2 separate regions of the Homo sapiens genome follow, and region 1 is linked to region 2. Evidence: chromatin contacts called from ENCODE Hi-C or POLR2A ChIA-PET data. All regions are on one chromosome and are shown on one strand. The core of a region is the stretch at or near the end of the contact, and the rest is flanking DNA. Distances in the headings are between cores, read along the strand shown. Region 1 holds the start of LINC02910 (long intergenic non-protein coding RNA 2910). Region 2 overlaps LOC729296 (a long non-coding RNA gene).

What was found. A loop is a pair of places that touch in the nucleus more often than their neighbours do. ChIA-PET counts read pairs that join two places held with the same protein, here RNA polymerase II (POLR2A). Pooled maps may share reads with other maps.
Region 1: a loop to region 2 is called in a map of CD14-positive monocyte, with 2.3 times the contacts of the local background. The contact joins the promoter of LINC02910 here to the enhancer-like site in region 2. A Hi-C loop is called at or near these places in 5 of 168 maps with a recorded cell type or tissue (CD14-positive monocyte, aorta and gastrocnemius medialis) and 7 of 50 pooled maps. POLR2A ChIA-PET finds 5 or more read pairs at or near these places in 2 of 52 experiments (activated T-cell and common myeloid progenitor, CD34-positive).

The regions. Positions count from the first base shown.
Region 1 is chr20:60,053,236-60,060,424 of GRCh38, reverse strand. It overlaps LINC02910 (long intergenic non-protein coding RNA 2910), which reads right to left and starts at 4,500. Exons shown (of 4, transcript NR_161293.1): 1 at 4,417-4,500; 2 at 1,439-1,518. RefSeq lists enhancers at 1,720-1,969, 1,676-2,477, 2,573-2,752, 2,763-2,812.
Region 2 is chr20:60,096,802-60,104,224 of GRCh38, reverse strand. It overlaps LOC729296 (a long non-coding RNA gene), which reads right to left. Exons shown (of 5, transcript NR_109918.1): 3 at 5,262-5,296; 4 at 4,006-4,054; 5 at 2,838-3,133. Among named protein-coding and RNA genes, the nearest start is that of MIR646HG, 38 kb to the left of the region's middle. RefSeq lists a silencer at 1,572-1,727. Within about 2 kb of position 2,509, at least 2 of the 41 ENCODE cell types and tissues checked have a DNase peak (open chromatin) inside an H3K27ac peak, as active enhancers do.

The sequences.
Region 1 (7,189 bases), core at 3,251-5,750, 46 kb after region 2:
GAGCGTGTGGTGGCCCAGGGCCCACCTGCGATCACCTGCAGCACAGGTCCCCAGCCTCTGCCTGTGGACCCTCGCTGGCCCCAGGAGCACATGGCCTATGCTGGGCAAACTAGAAGCACCAGGAGTTCATGGCCAGGAGCAGGAAGTGGCAGTCAACACCCAGTTTTCCAGTCCTCCAGAGGGCAATTCTGACACGTGACGCAACATAGTGGCTTAGACACCCCCACTGGAGAAATTGAACCCCAAGGTCCTCAGTGATGGCCTTGTCTGTGGTCACCCTAATCCCCGGCCTTGCTCCCTTCCAGGTTTCAGCCCCACTTCCTCACGGTGCTGCTGGATCACCGTCCATGTTAGCCGCTTGCACCCGAATCCTCAGCTCAGGGTCTGTTTTGGGGCGACCTTATATTAAGAGAGCAGAGTCTGGCACCTAGTAAATACTAAGCCCTCAGCAAAAGGTATGTGTGTGATATAGAGGGAGAAAAGATTCATACATACACATATGTATGCATATGTGTACCAATATGCACTTGTAAATGTGGAAATCTAGATGAATGTACATGTGTTTATCTGTATGTATATATGTGTGCATACAGATATGTGCATGTATGTGTATATCTGCTATTTTTCTATATCCACATATGTGTATGTATGCATATAGATGTGTTCATGCATGTATATATGTGTGTATATCTATATCATTGTGTCATGCATGTGTCGATGTCAGTGCATGTGTGTATATGTACATGAATGCACATGCATAAATGTGTATATATGTGTGTATATATGCATGCATGAGCATATTTAAATATAGATGTGTGTATATGTTTACATAGGTGTATGTGGGCATGTATGTGCATATATGTATAGGCATGTGCATATAGGTGTGTGTTTATACATAGACATGTGAGTATATATGTATATATCTATATGTGTATATATGTATTATACATATATGTAGATGTGGGCATAAGTATTTGTGAGTACATGCATGTGTACTGTATATGTACGCATCTATAAGGATGTACATTTATGTATCTGTAGGTCTATATGTGCATGTGCATGTGAGTGTATGTGTGTACATGTGTATACATAGGTATGTGTGTATATATGAATGTGTGTCTGTATGTGTATTCATCGTGTGTATATGTGTGTCCATGTGTGCATGTGTTCCTGTGTGTGCATATGTGTTCCTGTGTGTGCATATATGTACATACGTGTGTGTCCACAGCTGGGTTGTGAGAGTCACACAGCAGGAAACAGGTGTTCCCTGACTGCGTCCCCAGAACGTATTCTCCGAGGGCCTCTCAATGACTCTCTGCTGGCCTCACTTTCAGGCCCCCACGCTGGGTCTTATCCCACCTCTCCCTGCCCTCGGCTCCTTCTTTGCACAGGTTCCCATTCACCAGAGGCCCCCGGCTTCCTCCCCACACCAGGTTACCTTGGGAAGTGGGAAAGCCGGAAGAGGAGACCTCACAGCAGAGCCTACCAACAGCTGCTCAGTGGCAGGACCCAGGGCGGCTGCAAGGAAATGAAATCCCCTCTCACTTAACAGCCTAATAAGGATTTGAACCTGAGTCTGCCAGGAATTTCAGTTTAACTGCTTTCTCAGATGTGAAGAACATGTCTGGGCTTTCAAGCATGCCCCAGGGAGGAGCCGCGACAGGCTGAAGGGGAGGATGGCGCCTGTTGCTGAGGCTCCACCTGCCTGAGCTTCTCTGTGAGGCCCCGGAAAACAGCACAGGCCTGGCAGGGGAGCTAGATGTGCAGATGAGAGGGGGCAGCCGCCCCAGGAGACCAGCGCTTGTTGCGGGGAAATGATGTCAGCAAGACGCAGCGGCAGCAGCAGCAAGGAGTCACTTAAGGACATTTCCAGCTGCCCTGGGCAACCTGATCCTCCTGGGAGAGGGGCCCACAGACTCAGAAGGGCTGCAACGCTCAGAGCCCAATCCTCAGGGCTGCGCACTTAGCCAGACAGGCTGAGCTGCATGAAACTGCTTTGTCATTCACACTGGGCCATTCACACTCTCCCAAGTGGAGTCCTCACCCCTGATCTGCCGGTTGGTGGCCAGGCCCAGGGCCCCTCACTTCCTCCTTCCGCCTCATGTGTTCTGCTCAGCCACATTGGCCTCCTTCTAGTTCTTCAACAAGAGGCTCATCCCCCTCCCAGGGTTTGCTCTGGTGCTCCCTCTGCCTGGAGTGCCCTTCCCAGCTCCTCACAGGTGCGGCTTGTTCTGGGCAGTCAGGTGCTTCAGGCTTCCCTGCCCCCCTGCCACCAGCCTCCTATTTAATTTCATTCTTGCAGCTGGCCCTTTTCTACTTTGTCGTGTTTAACTCCCTACCATTTATTTTTCTCCTCTCTCCCTGGAAGGCGAGCTCCCTGGTCATCGTGGGCCTTCCGTGTGTTTCTCATGCTGCGTCCTCAGAGCCTAGAGGCATGGAGTAGCTGCTCACTGAATCCTCACAGAATGAATGAATGATTGACCACACCCATCACATTAGGCCTTATGGGATTATTATCAAGAACGCCCTATTTAATGATGGGGACATGCTGCCCCACTTCCATCCCTGGGCCTTGGTGCACAGGCCAGAAAGTCCGAGACAGACCATCTGTCCTCCCTACAGGGGACCAACTTGCACAAACAAATGGGCATCAGCACCCACTGGGAGCAGCCGTGACCCCTGGGTCCTCGGTACCAGCCACAAAGCCAGTTCTGAGTTTGTTCAGAATCCTGCTTAGAATGAAGGATGCTCCTACACCAGAGATCTCTTAATACGACCACCAAACACCACGGGATTTTCAAAGGTAGCTGCCACAGCCGCCGCACACAAGCTCTGTTCCTGGCTTGCTTCTGCCATCTGCTGGCCAGTTGATAAAAGGCACCGGGGGTTATTTTCCAGTCTCTCTGAGGCTCTTGTTTTGTGGGAGGAACTCATCACCACCTTTATCTTCACAAGGGCTGCTTGGCAGACCTGTCCCATAAGTAGTGCAACTTGGGAAGATCCTAGGCCTCTTGTGGGTAGGGCAGTCATCCAGTCCTGCATCTTATGACTTCACACGTTACAAACGTTAACTTGCTAAACACTCAATGTGAAACCTAGGAGTAAGGGACAATTATCTTTACTATCTACAAACAAGGATGTTCAGGCACAGAGAGGCTCAGTACATTGTGCAAAGTCACACAGCTACAGAGTTGTGAAGCCGAGATTGGAACTCAAGCAATAAGGCACTTTGATGGCAGGCACCTTAATGGGGGGTGGGGGAACACCCTTTACCAACAACCATGCAAATGGCCCAGGTGCTCCTGTGACCCCTGATCCCAGGGGCTCCACCAGAGCACCAGAGAGAGAGGGATGTGGGAAGAGCAGAGGACAGAAGAGGACACGTGCATCTAACCACTCGGAGGACAGGAGAAGGCACCCTAACCTTCTGAGCTGCCATCTTCCAATCAGGAGGAGGGGAGCACTGGATACATAATCTCAAGGCTTTCCCTACAGTTCTCTCAACAGGACAGACAGGCAGGGGTGCACAGTGGTTAGAGCACAGGCTTTTTGGTCAGACAGAACTGGGTTAAAGATCAGACACGTCCACTCACTCTCAATGAGTCCATATCTGTAAGCCTAAGCTTCCGTCCTCACACATGTTGATAAAAGAAAAAGAAAAAAAAAGGCCAAGTGCAAAGCTTTTAGCATTGTTTCTGGTTCAGGGTATGGACTTAATACTGTTTTCTATCATTATAACCACACTAAAGGCTCTGAGAAGTCCTGCAGGAAGGAAAACTACTTGTCTTTATCTCAGCCATCCCCAAGCTAGCTGCCCACAGAGCCACCATGGAGCCCACAGCTCTGTCACCCCACAGGGCCCATGTGCCTGGCCCATTCATGTTCCCTCACACGGGAGCCTCAGGCCCCAGTGGAAACAGACTCAGGAGACAAACCCAGGCCTCCTGCTCCCAGCTCCCCACTCTGTCCTTCTGCTTCTACATCCAACTACCCCCAAAGCAGTTTCTACAATCCATAAACAAAAGAATTCAGAGACAATTCTCCAGGGCTCCCAAGACGACATATTTCATCTGTGGCTTCTACAGTGCTTATTTGTCAGTTTTACAGACCAGAGGCAATTAAGAGTCTAAGGCCGAGAAGGCTGTTTTTAATAATTCTGTCATTATTCTCAATTTTCAGCACCACCACACATGAAAAACCCATTTCCAATTCCCTTAAAGGTGTTAAATGGTTTTTGCACTGTGTTGCAAAAGTTTGCCGTCCGCCAAACTGCTACAAAGTGGGCTTGTAGCGTCCGGTCCTGAGCTGTGGGAACGACTTGGTCGGGGCTGATCCGCTGGAGCCCAGCTCTTTCCCCAAGCGTTCAATTCCCAGCACATGCCGCGTGGGTCACTGTGGATTTCAGGGTGGACTCACCGCGCTGCTGGGTGTTGCAGTCCACGCGATTTCACAAGACTCCATGCAGGACACCTCCACCCGGCCCAGGCTCAGGCAGGATATGAACAGGAAACCACTGTTTCCTGCCGATCAACACCCAGGAACTGATGAAGTAACCCAGTGCCCAGCCCCTCTGACAGCCACAGAGCCAAGAAGAGGGAAGTGAGGTGGCATCCAAGGCAGCCCCTGAAAGAACTAAGCAAGGCAAGTTCAAGGGGTTCAGGGCTCTGCAGCAGCTGATGGGGAGCAGGGAGGAGCATTCCGTTTTCAGGGCATTGAAAGTCCTTGAAAGGAGAAAATTTTATAAGGAATGACAAGGCCTGGATGCAGAAGGTGGGAGACCCCTGCCCTTGATAACCGTCATAGTTACCAATGACAACTATGATAAAGAGATGACTTTCTGTGGCTCCCACTTGCTGCCCTCTGTGGTTCCAGGCACATCACAGAGAACTCTTCATTTTCATGAGGCCCCATAAGGACATCCCTATTACTATGATCCTTATCAATATCCTGATGTTACAAATGAGGGAACCAGGACACAGAGACGCTGAGGAACTTGTCTGAAGTTACATGGTGGAGACATAGCCTGGGACGCAGCAGTGAGAGGGACAGACGAGCCCTGCCCCTGTGCACCAAGCCATCTGCTGGGGACGCAGAAATCAAACAGCTCGTGGCTGCCCTTGTGCCCAGCGCTGTGGGCATGAGCGAGCTGCTTTGAAGAGACAGCGTGGTGACCTGCCCTGCTGGCCCAGGCAGCATCACACGGCAAGAAGGCGGGCTTTGAAGGGTTTTAAACAGAGTCGTGTTCCCACGTCTGCAGTGAGAGGGCTGCAAGCCTTTGTGTTTTTCACACGGTGTTACACAGCGTTGGGGTCCACGGACCTGCCTCGGAAGCTGCTCATGGGCAAATGGACGACCACGGGTGGGGAAGGAAATTTCCCCCAAACACACACATGCTTCACCCAGAGCAGCCAAGCTGTTTGTGTGTTTGTGTGTATTCACGTGTGTATGTGTGTGTGTGTGTCTTATGCCTAATGGTTCATTGAGTTTAAGGATCTCTCAGCTCCCTTGCAGCACAAATGTTTCATAATTTGGTGGTTAGCGCGCAGTGACCAGGCAATACAGGTTCATCAAAATGCACCAATGAGACAGAGACAGGAGAGGATGTTTTGGCAGCAGACAGACATCCAGGAGGCCTAGCACACCCCCATCCCCCGGCCCCAACCTCAGAGAGATAATCAGGGGAGCAAAGGGCATTAGTATGAAACGACCAAAGAGACTTAGCGAGCAACGTCAGACTCCCTGCAACACGCGTGCTGATGGGACAGAGGGGGAGTTATTTTTATACTTCAGAAATAACCAAGCATTCTGCATGCCCAAAGCCAGTTTGGGTTTTAAATACCTTTCATAATTTTTCTGACTATGGAGGTAATACATCCTCAGGGCATAAAATTTAGAAATTATAGAAGAGTATTTTTAAAAATCCAACCATTGAGCAATAACCATTATAAAAATCTTACTGTTTTCCTTTCTTGTCATTTATCTAGGCTCATACAGATATTTGGGGCTTTTTTCACAAAACTAGGAAAATGTTAAAATATATATTCTAATATTGTCTCGATTTTATTATTAGATTTATCATAACCATAAAAGATTTGAACACTTTTAACGACAGCGTATTATTCCATTTCCATGGAATTACTGTAATGAATCTCCTACTGTTGGGTTTCAGTTGCTTCCAAATTTGAATGTAAATAATTTGGGGGCAGTTCTCACTCCATCAATGGCAGACTAGGTTGAATACAGCCGAGGTTTTGCAGGCACACACTATGCCCAAATTAAAGCCACAGCCCAGGATGTTGGCCATGGAGAGATGATGCTTTCAACTGTATCAACTCTTGAAGCTGGTGAACCATGGCTTCTCCCCTTCAGGCGCTGGCAGACCTTCTCCTCACACTCTTGGCTCTTTGCTGGGCTGACAACTCCCTACTTGCCCTGCAGGCCTTCCCTGAGCTCTGGGGTCTTCTTTCTGCCCCCTTCCATAGCTCCCCGTGGCTGCCACATCTCAGCACTGACATCCTACGTGGCTCTTTGTCCACACCTAGCTCCCTAGACCATGCACCCCTTGTGAGCTAGGTCTTTGTCTTCCACATGGAAGTTCTCACTAAACACTTGAATAAAGGAATGAATAAACAAATGAATGAACAAACAATCTAACAAAGAAGGAGCACATGGGCTGACCTTGCAGGGCTCTCACGCCAAATCCTGGAGGCGCCTTCTGCAGCCGTTTCTGTCTCCCAGCCAGTCCACCTGTTGCTCGGGCTGCTACTCAGAAGTGGCGCGTACAGGAAGCACGTGCTTGTTTGTGCTGGCCCCATGTTTGTTTGCATTTAGGATCACGGAGTTTACTCAATTAATAAATAGAGTGGAGAGGGGGTACTGCCTCTGTTTGGCAGACAAAACAAACAGAGGAGAGGGGAAGATGTCCAGGGCAGATTTCTCCCGCTTTCAATCTTAAATAAATAACCAGTTTCCCGATGCTAATTTTTCCTCTTTATGATCTTGTCTATCTGTGCACAGACGATGAGGTCTGATCCCTTGTGGTCCCAAATGCCACGTGGCAGTGAGCTTCCAGGCCACGTCCCTATTGCGCCAGAAGAGCCCATGTGTGTCTTTGTGAGCATGTTCATAGTTAACCTTGTTGATCATTACATGAACGTGTTTAATCCTTACCACAAGCCTGGGAGATAGG
Region 2 (7,423 bases), core at 1,260-3,759:
AACTCACACCGGCTGTCAGACAGAGGAATGGGGAGAGTACAACGTGCCTGCTACGGTGGCTCACACACATTTTTTCCCAGCGTATTAATGGTTTGAAGCAATCGGGGGTAAGCTTTCTGCTACTTGAAAAGCAAACCTTAGTGATTTAGAAAATGCTTTCAATCCATCGAAATACCTTCCTTGAATGCAAGTAGTGGCTGGTTTAGCGGCTTGAAGAGCCACTCCACTCTGCTAGTTAAGCCACCTGCAGCATCTGTGAGTGAACATGAAGAGGCCACAGCTTGTTTCTCCCTGCTTTAAAACAATGATGAGTACATGAAGGCACACCGTGGATGCAATTTGCTTTTCATTTTCATTTTTCAAATGATCTCTATGCAAAGTGAATACGCTCCAGGACCTACAACTTCAAGAAGGAAGCCCAGGCTGCATGTTTTATGGTTGGAAAGAATGATGCTACTACCCCGGAGGCCTCCCCACCTCCTCAAGCTGGGTCCCAGCTCCCTTTCTATGCCCCCCAGCTGGCCCCTGCTTCTCCTGGGACAGGCTTTTAAACCTCTTTACGCCTCTGCTTCCTCATGAGAAAATCAGAAGGACACTCGCCCCTACTCCACAGAATTCCAGGGCGATGAGTACCTGGTGCCGGGCCTACTCTAGGCTCTCAGTATGTGTCCAAGTTCCTCACTGGGGGTCCCATGTGTGCAGTGATTTATATAATGGCCCTCCTCTGAGCTCTGCCCTAGCAGAAACCCACCACATGTGCCACTGCGTTCTTGAAATGGGACTTATCCCAACTGAGATCGACTTTAAGTGTAAAATCCACATCAGATTTCTAAGAGTTTACAAAAAAAGCAAAATAACTCATTTATATTCTTATATTGATGATATGTTGAAATGATAATATTTTGGACATATCGGGTTACATAAATATTAATGAAACTAGCATTACTGGTTTCATTCTATTTTTTTTAATGTGGCTACTAGAAAACATCAACTTAGGCACATAACTCATTTTATATTTCTTTTGGACAGGGGAGGTGTAGACCAGGGGCCAGCAAACTTTTTCTGTAAAGGACCAGAGAGTAATTGTTTCTGGCTTTGTGGGCCAGATGATCGCTGTCAGACCTGCTAAACTCTGCCACTGCAGCCTGAAAGCTGCCACAGAGACTATATAAGCAAGTGGGTGTGGCCGTGTGCCAATAAAACTTTATTTACAGTATCAGGCAGTGGGCCAGATTTGGCCTGCAAGCTGGAGTTTGCACTGTGAGCCCCATGAGGGCAGCAGGGACTCGCTTCCTCACCGCTCTCCTCTCTGCACCTCACAGAGGACCCAGCACAGAGTAAGTGTTCTGTAAATATCTGATGACTCAGCAGATGAAGTTTGTCTAAATCTGGTAAAAAGTATTATTGTTTAATTGAGAAAGGGATAGACTCTGTATTAAAAGGATAAATGTTGCCCTGTGTGACAGCAAATATATGATTTACAGGGTCAGAAATGTACATCCCTGCCCTTAGCTCACTGAGCCATGACTCCAGCAGACAGAGTAATGCAATGTGGGGAGGACAGGCCACTGTGTGCAGGCTGTGTCCACCTGTGCTTGTCAGGGGCCACCTTTCCCTTCTCAGCAGGGTCCTTGCAACCTGAGAGTGGTGTGGGATGCTTCTGTCTCCCAAGCGCCCTCTCTGAGGGCCCCTGCATGGCAGCACACATAGGAGAGATGCTGTTTCTCTCCCCTACCTGCTCTCCTCCACACAGCGTGTCCTACAGCCAGGGCCTCAGGCCAGCTTCAGGCCTGTAGCCTGCTACCCTGAAGGTCTCCAGGGGAGAAAAGACTGACAGTCCAGCCTGATTCTCTCCTCTCATCCCTGCTTGTCCTCTCTCTCCTCCTTGGAAGGGCAGGACACACAGATATACACACACAGACAGAGGGAAAACTGCAGCTATTTAGCTCCGTTTTATCTGCTTCCTCTCAACAAGCAACTCTTCACCATCTCCACCATCTCACTTTCTCCCCTACTGACCCTTCAAGCAGGGCTCACAGGAGCCCCCCAGGCTTCTGCTTTCTCACCACCGCCTTCACATGCCCTCCCACTTGCTCACCAGGCCACCAGGCTCAGTTCTATGGGCACCGTGCCCAAAGGACCTGGCCACACAACAGCTGCATTCCGTGGGGCTGATGCCCCGTGCGGTTATGTTAGGAGCTGGACTCCTATCCAACCTCCCCTGAGGGAGAGGATGCACACCTCTGCATTTCTCAACGAGGTCCCAGGCCCCCTCTAGCATCTGCCACCGATAAGCCCTCGGTAAATGCCTGCTTGTTTCCATCCTAATAATGAGGAACAATCATAAGTATCAGAGCGGCCATTCCCCAGAGCTTATTCGGGGCTGGGCACTGAACTGAGCCCCCCACAGGCAACACCTCACTTACCTCTCACCGAGGAGGGAGGCGGAGTTTGCATCTGTCTTTGGAGGTGAGTGGCCTGAGACGCGGAGGTGAAGTGGCTTCTCCAGGGCCTGCTTGTAGGAGCCGGCGGTGCTGGAATGGAAACTCAGTCTGACTGACTCACAAGCCCCAGTTCTTACTTTGTTTGTAGAACTGTGAGTGTCCATGCCCACTCTCACTCTTGCAAGTTCAAGATCACCGAAATGAGTGTTTCCTGAATGCCTGAGCTTCCCGTTGAAGAAGTCCTGTGCCCACTGGCACAGATCACCATGGCTGTTCAAGACCCATTCCCATTCTCTGTGGACAGGGCTTTACTCCTCCCGGCTCTCCCCTGGACTCTGCTATCTGAATCATTCTGCTCCCCTCCCCCTGCCATACATGTGCCACAAAAACCACTGCTAATTCCAAGAGTTTACTTTCAAAAGAATTTCATTTGAGTTTACAAGAAGGTAACAGAAGCCCTTTGATCTCAACAAGGCACGTCCTGTTTCATTCCACGGTTTATGAAACAATTTTAGACTAATTATTTTTGACAACTTGCAAATGTTTGTAAACTTCTTCAAGAAGGAAATGGCACAATTATGTCTTCCTCTGACATACAGAGAAGGAAGTTTCCTTTGTGCTGAATGGCTGACGTCTGTTCCCCCAGGAGAATTTGGAAGCCTTGATCTTCTGAGGTGCTCTGGTTTCTGCTGAGATACAGAATGAATCAAATTGTCCTCTGAGCCGGTGTGAGTTAAATTTAACGAAGCAGGTGAAAAGCCACTGTGGTCAGAACTGTTCACTGTGGTGACATCCTTTGTCACATGGGCGTGATGGTCACGGTCAGATGCCAGCCCTCTCCCAGCATCTGTGCTGTTTACCTGTGTCTGTGCCCATAGCTGTATAGCTGCTGATAAACAAGCCTTGCCACTAAAAAGAACCTGGGTTCTTCATCTGCTTCAGCATTAAAGAAAATCATCTCAAATCATGGCTATTTGCAATGTGCCTGAGCAAGTCTGGGAGCTTGAAGAAACCCCCAGATCCTGGAAATGATAAATTAAAAACCACAGAATTGCAGCGAAGCAAAGTGAGGCCCCTGGGTTCAATACTACAGAGAAGTAGATTTGGGGTGGTCCCTCCACAGCCCAACTCACATTCTAATGCCCTTTTGATTATTGACCGTTGTTAATTCAAGTATATGCACAGCAAGCAGGTAGAAATATTGCCAAGCCAACCAATTCTTAATCCCTAGCTAATTCCTGGTCAACTAACTATATCCTTCCTTTATTAAAAAGAAAAGAAAAGAAAAGAAAAGAAAAGAAAAGAAAAGAAAAAGGCATTCCAAATCTTTTGTTGAAAACAAATTGCCAACTGAAGAAAAGAACTTTTTCTTCCCTTGAGACCAATGAGCTGAATTTTACACTCTGGCCCAATAAAAGGAATCACTCTCTGCTTCTCTCAAATATTTTTCCAGGGCACCAACAAAGTTCTCATTATTTTCAACATAAATCTGTTTTGTAATTTTTGGATGAAAAGTTCCTTTTCACTGCTGCGACTATAAGAAGAAATTCTCAATACTCACCATTAGGAGACAGTCACAAAAGCAGAAGCTTCGTCAAGCTGGTCCCTTTCTAGAAAGGTAATAAAGACAAACTTCAGATTTTTAATTTTTAAAATGGGACCAGTAGAAGTAGAAATGACGGGCAGGTATTTCTAGCATCACCCACTGAGGGTGCTTCCACCTAGGGAGAAACAGCGAGTGTCTCAGGGCGGGCTGATCTTTAGAAGGGAGGAAGCCCACTCACACTGGCCCAAGAAGGGGCTTAATATCAGGAATGTCAAGGAATTGAAGAAGACAAAGCAGCCGGCCTCCAGCAAGACAAGCAGGAAACAGAAGTCCCCTGGAGACGTGGCCAGCCCCACCTGAGCACCTGGGACCCTTCACACCCATTAAGGGGTGCAAGATGCAGCACCCAAAGCCCAACCCCAGCCCTGCCCTCATGCACCAATTTGGGGGCAAATGAGGGCATCTGTCATCTCTCCCAGAGTATAGACATACATGTCCCTCCTTTCCACTTCTACTGGTCCATTTAAAAATTAAACATCTGGGTCAAATGGTATTTCTAGTTCTAGATCCCTGAGGAATATACCCAAAGGACTATAAATCATGCTGCTATAAAGACACATGCACACATATGTTTATTGCGGCATTATTCACAATAGCAAAGACTTGGAACCAACCCAAATGTCCAACAATGATAGACTGGATTAAGAAAATGTGGCACATATACACCATGGAATACTATGCAGCCATAAAAAATGATGAGTTCATGTCCTTTGTAGGGACATGGATGAAATTGGAAATCATCATTCTCAGTAAACTATCGCAAGAACAAAAAACCAAACACTGCATGTTCTCACTCATAGGTGGGAATTGAACAATGAGAACACATGGACACAGGAAGGGGAACATCACACTCTGGGGACTGTTGTGGGGTGGCGGGAGCGGGGAGGGATAGCATTGGGAGATATACCTAATGCTAGATGACGAGTTAGTGGGTGCAGCGCACCAGCATGGCACATGTATACATATGTAACTAACCTGCACATTGTGCACATGTACCCTAAAACTTAAAGTATAAAACTAAATAAATAAATAAATAAAAATTAAACATCTGAAGTTTGTCTTTGTTACAGATGTAAACATCTGAAGTTTGTTTCTAGAAAGATACCAGCTTGGCCAAGTTTCTGCTTTTGTGATTGGCTCACAATGGTGAGTTAGTTGCATGCCAGCATCACAGCTTTGACCCATCCCCTGCACAGCACTGCACAGATCACCTGCACCATCGTTGACTCATTTCTTTTCTGTCGATCTACAAATAATAAGACCATTTAACAATTAAAAAACTATGACTTCCTTAGGGAGGGCAATTTGACAATGTCTGCCAAAATTAGAAGTTAATGTTCTCTTTTACTTAGCAACGCCACTTCCCAGATATGCTCCTATGCATGTGGGTCGATGTAAGTACAAGCTATTCCCAGCTACTCTGTTTACAGCATCAAAGACCACAGCACCTTAAGTGTCCATTAGTAGGGGATGGTTGAATGAACTGTGGTACATCCAGAAAATGGAATTCTATACAGCAGAAAAAAAGAATGAGGAAATATACAGATAGGGAATGATCACCAGGGTATACTGTTATGCCAAAAAGATACAGAACAGTTCATAAAGTATGCTACCATTTGTGTAGAAAACTGTTGAGGGAGAACATATATTTATAACAGGTTGTATTTGCATAAACTCTTTGGAAGGATGAACAGAAGTCAGTGGTAACACAGTGTGGGTAGGAGCTGGGTGGCAGGAGACAGATGGCAGGCAGAGTTTTCAATACAAACCTTTTGATTTACATTGATTTTTGAGCTGAGTGAGTGTCCTATCTGGCCAAAAATAAACAAAGCAATTATATATTTAAAGGAAGTTAATTTTCAAATCAAAGAACATGAAAACTATATATCACTCCTATACACGGAAAACTTATACCACTTCCCTTAACTGGTGCATAACCTTAAAAATAGATGAAACAAAGATTAGCTATCCAATCATGAAAAGACAGTGGAGAAGACAGAAACTCACATTGCTAAGTGAAAGAAGCCAATCTGAAGAGGCTTTGTATTGTGTGATTCCAACTGTATGACATTTTGAAAAAGGCAAAATTATGGGGACAATAAAAAGACCAGTGATTGCCAGGGACTACAGGGATGGAAGGATGAATGGCAGAGCCCAGAGGATTTTTAGGTCAGTGAGAGTGTTCTGTAGGATCTTGTAATGGGGGATATATGTGATTTTGCATTTGTCCAAACCCATAGAATGTATGACACCAAGGGTGAGCCCTAATGCAAACTATATGTCATCCATCTGTCAATGTCAGGTCATCAATTACAACAAATGTACCACCCTAGGGGGAATCTTGATAATGGAGGAGGTTGTGTGTAGGTGGGGGCAGGAGGTAAATGAGAAATCTTTGCACTTCCCACCTAATTTTACTGTGTACCTAAAACTACTCTAAAAATTAAAGTATATTTTTTAAATGGATGGAACACCACTATACAGTGTTAGTAACCTTTTAGCAGAGTCACCTGCAGAAGCTCCCATGCTGAGGCCCACTCTGTTTGCATTAGGAAAGGGTGTCAAAGAGAAGCTCAAGACAACTAGCACCAGCAGAGACTTCCTATGTCGTCTTCAAAGGCCAAGCAAGAGCTGAAATGCGTGGTTTTCTCACCCTGTGATTCAATGTCATTTTATGCCATGACACCACACTTCAGGAAACATAGGCAATCAATGCTGCTAGTTCCTTTTTCTTCTCCTCTCCCCAGAGGTCAAGTTGCCTTAATGAATTGCAGTACTGACTTGCTCCTTGTGGCTTCTTGTCTTTGATGAACGCTGTAGCAGTTGGACATGGCTCTTGAGCTGGGTAACAAGCAGCTCCGTAAATGCCCAGCAATCTATTAAGTGTGTCACGGTCTGCTCTTCACTCTGCACCTCTCCAAGGTGAACAGAAGAGGTGTCAGCTCCAGTTTGTGATGGTGTGTCAAAGCTGTGACAGGTAAATAATTCTTATTTTATCTTATTTTTTGCAGATGTTAACAGGCCATGTAATCAGATGCATCAATCTGATTTTCACAGACAGCAGCCCCTGAGCCAGTCCAAGCCTCAGTCCTGGGGCTGACGATGACCAGGAGCACGGGCTGAACAAGGGAACAGAGCCCCAGAGCTCTCTGGAGCCAGAAATTATGTTTTAGTTGTGGAGATCACAGAGCACTTCAGAGAGATTCCTGCGTGGGGAGCCATCTTGGACACTGACTGCCGAGGGCTTTCTGGCAGGTGACAGCATAGGACATTTGACGAGGACATTCTTACCTCCTTTGTCATTTACCTTGTTATTCTTGATGAGCAGCTGAGTGAGCATAGACTTGGAGCTGCCCATCTTACAAATGGAATA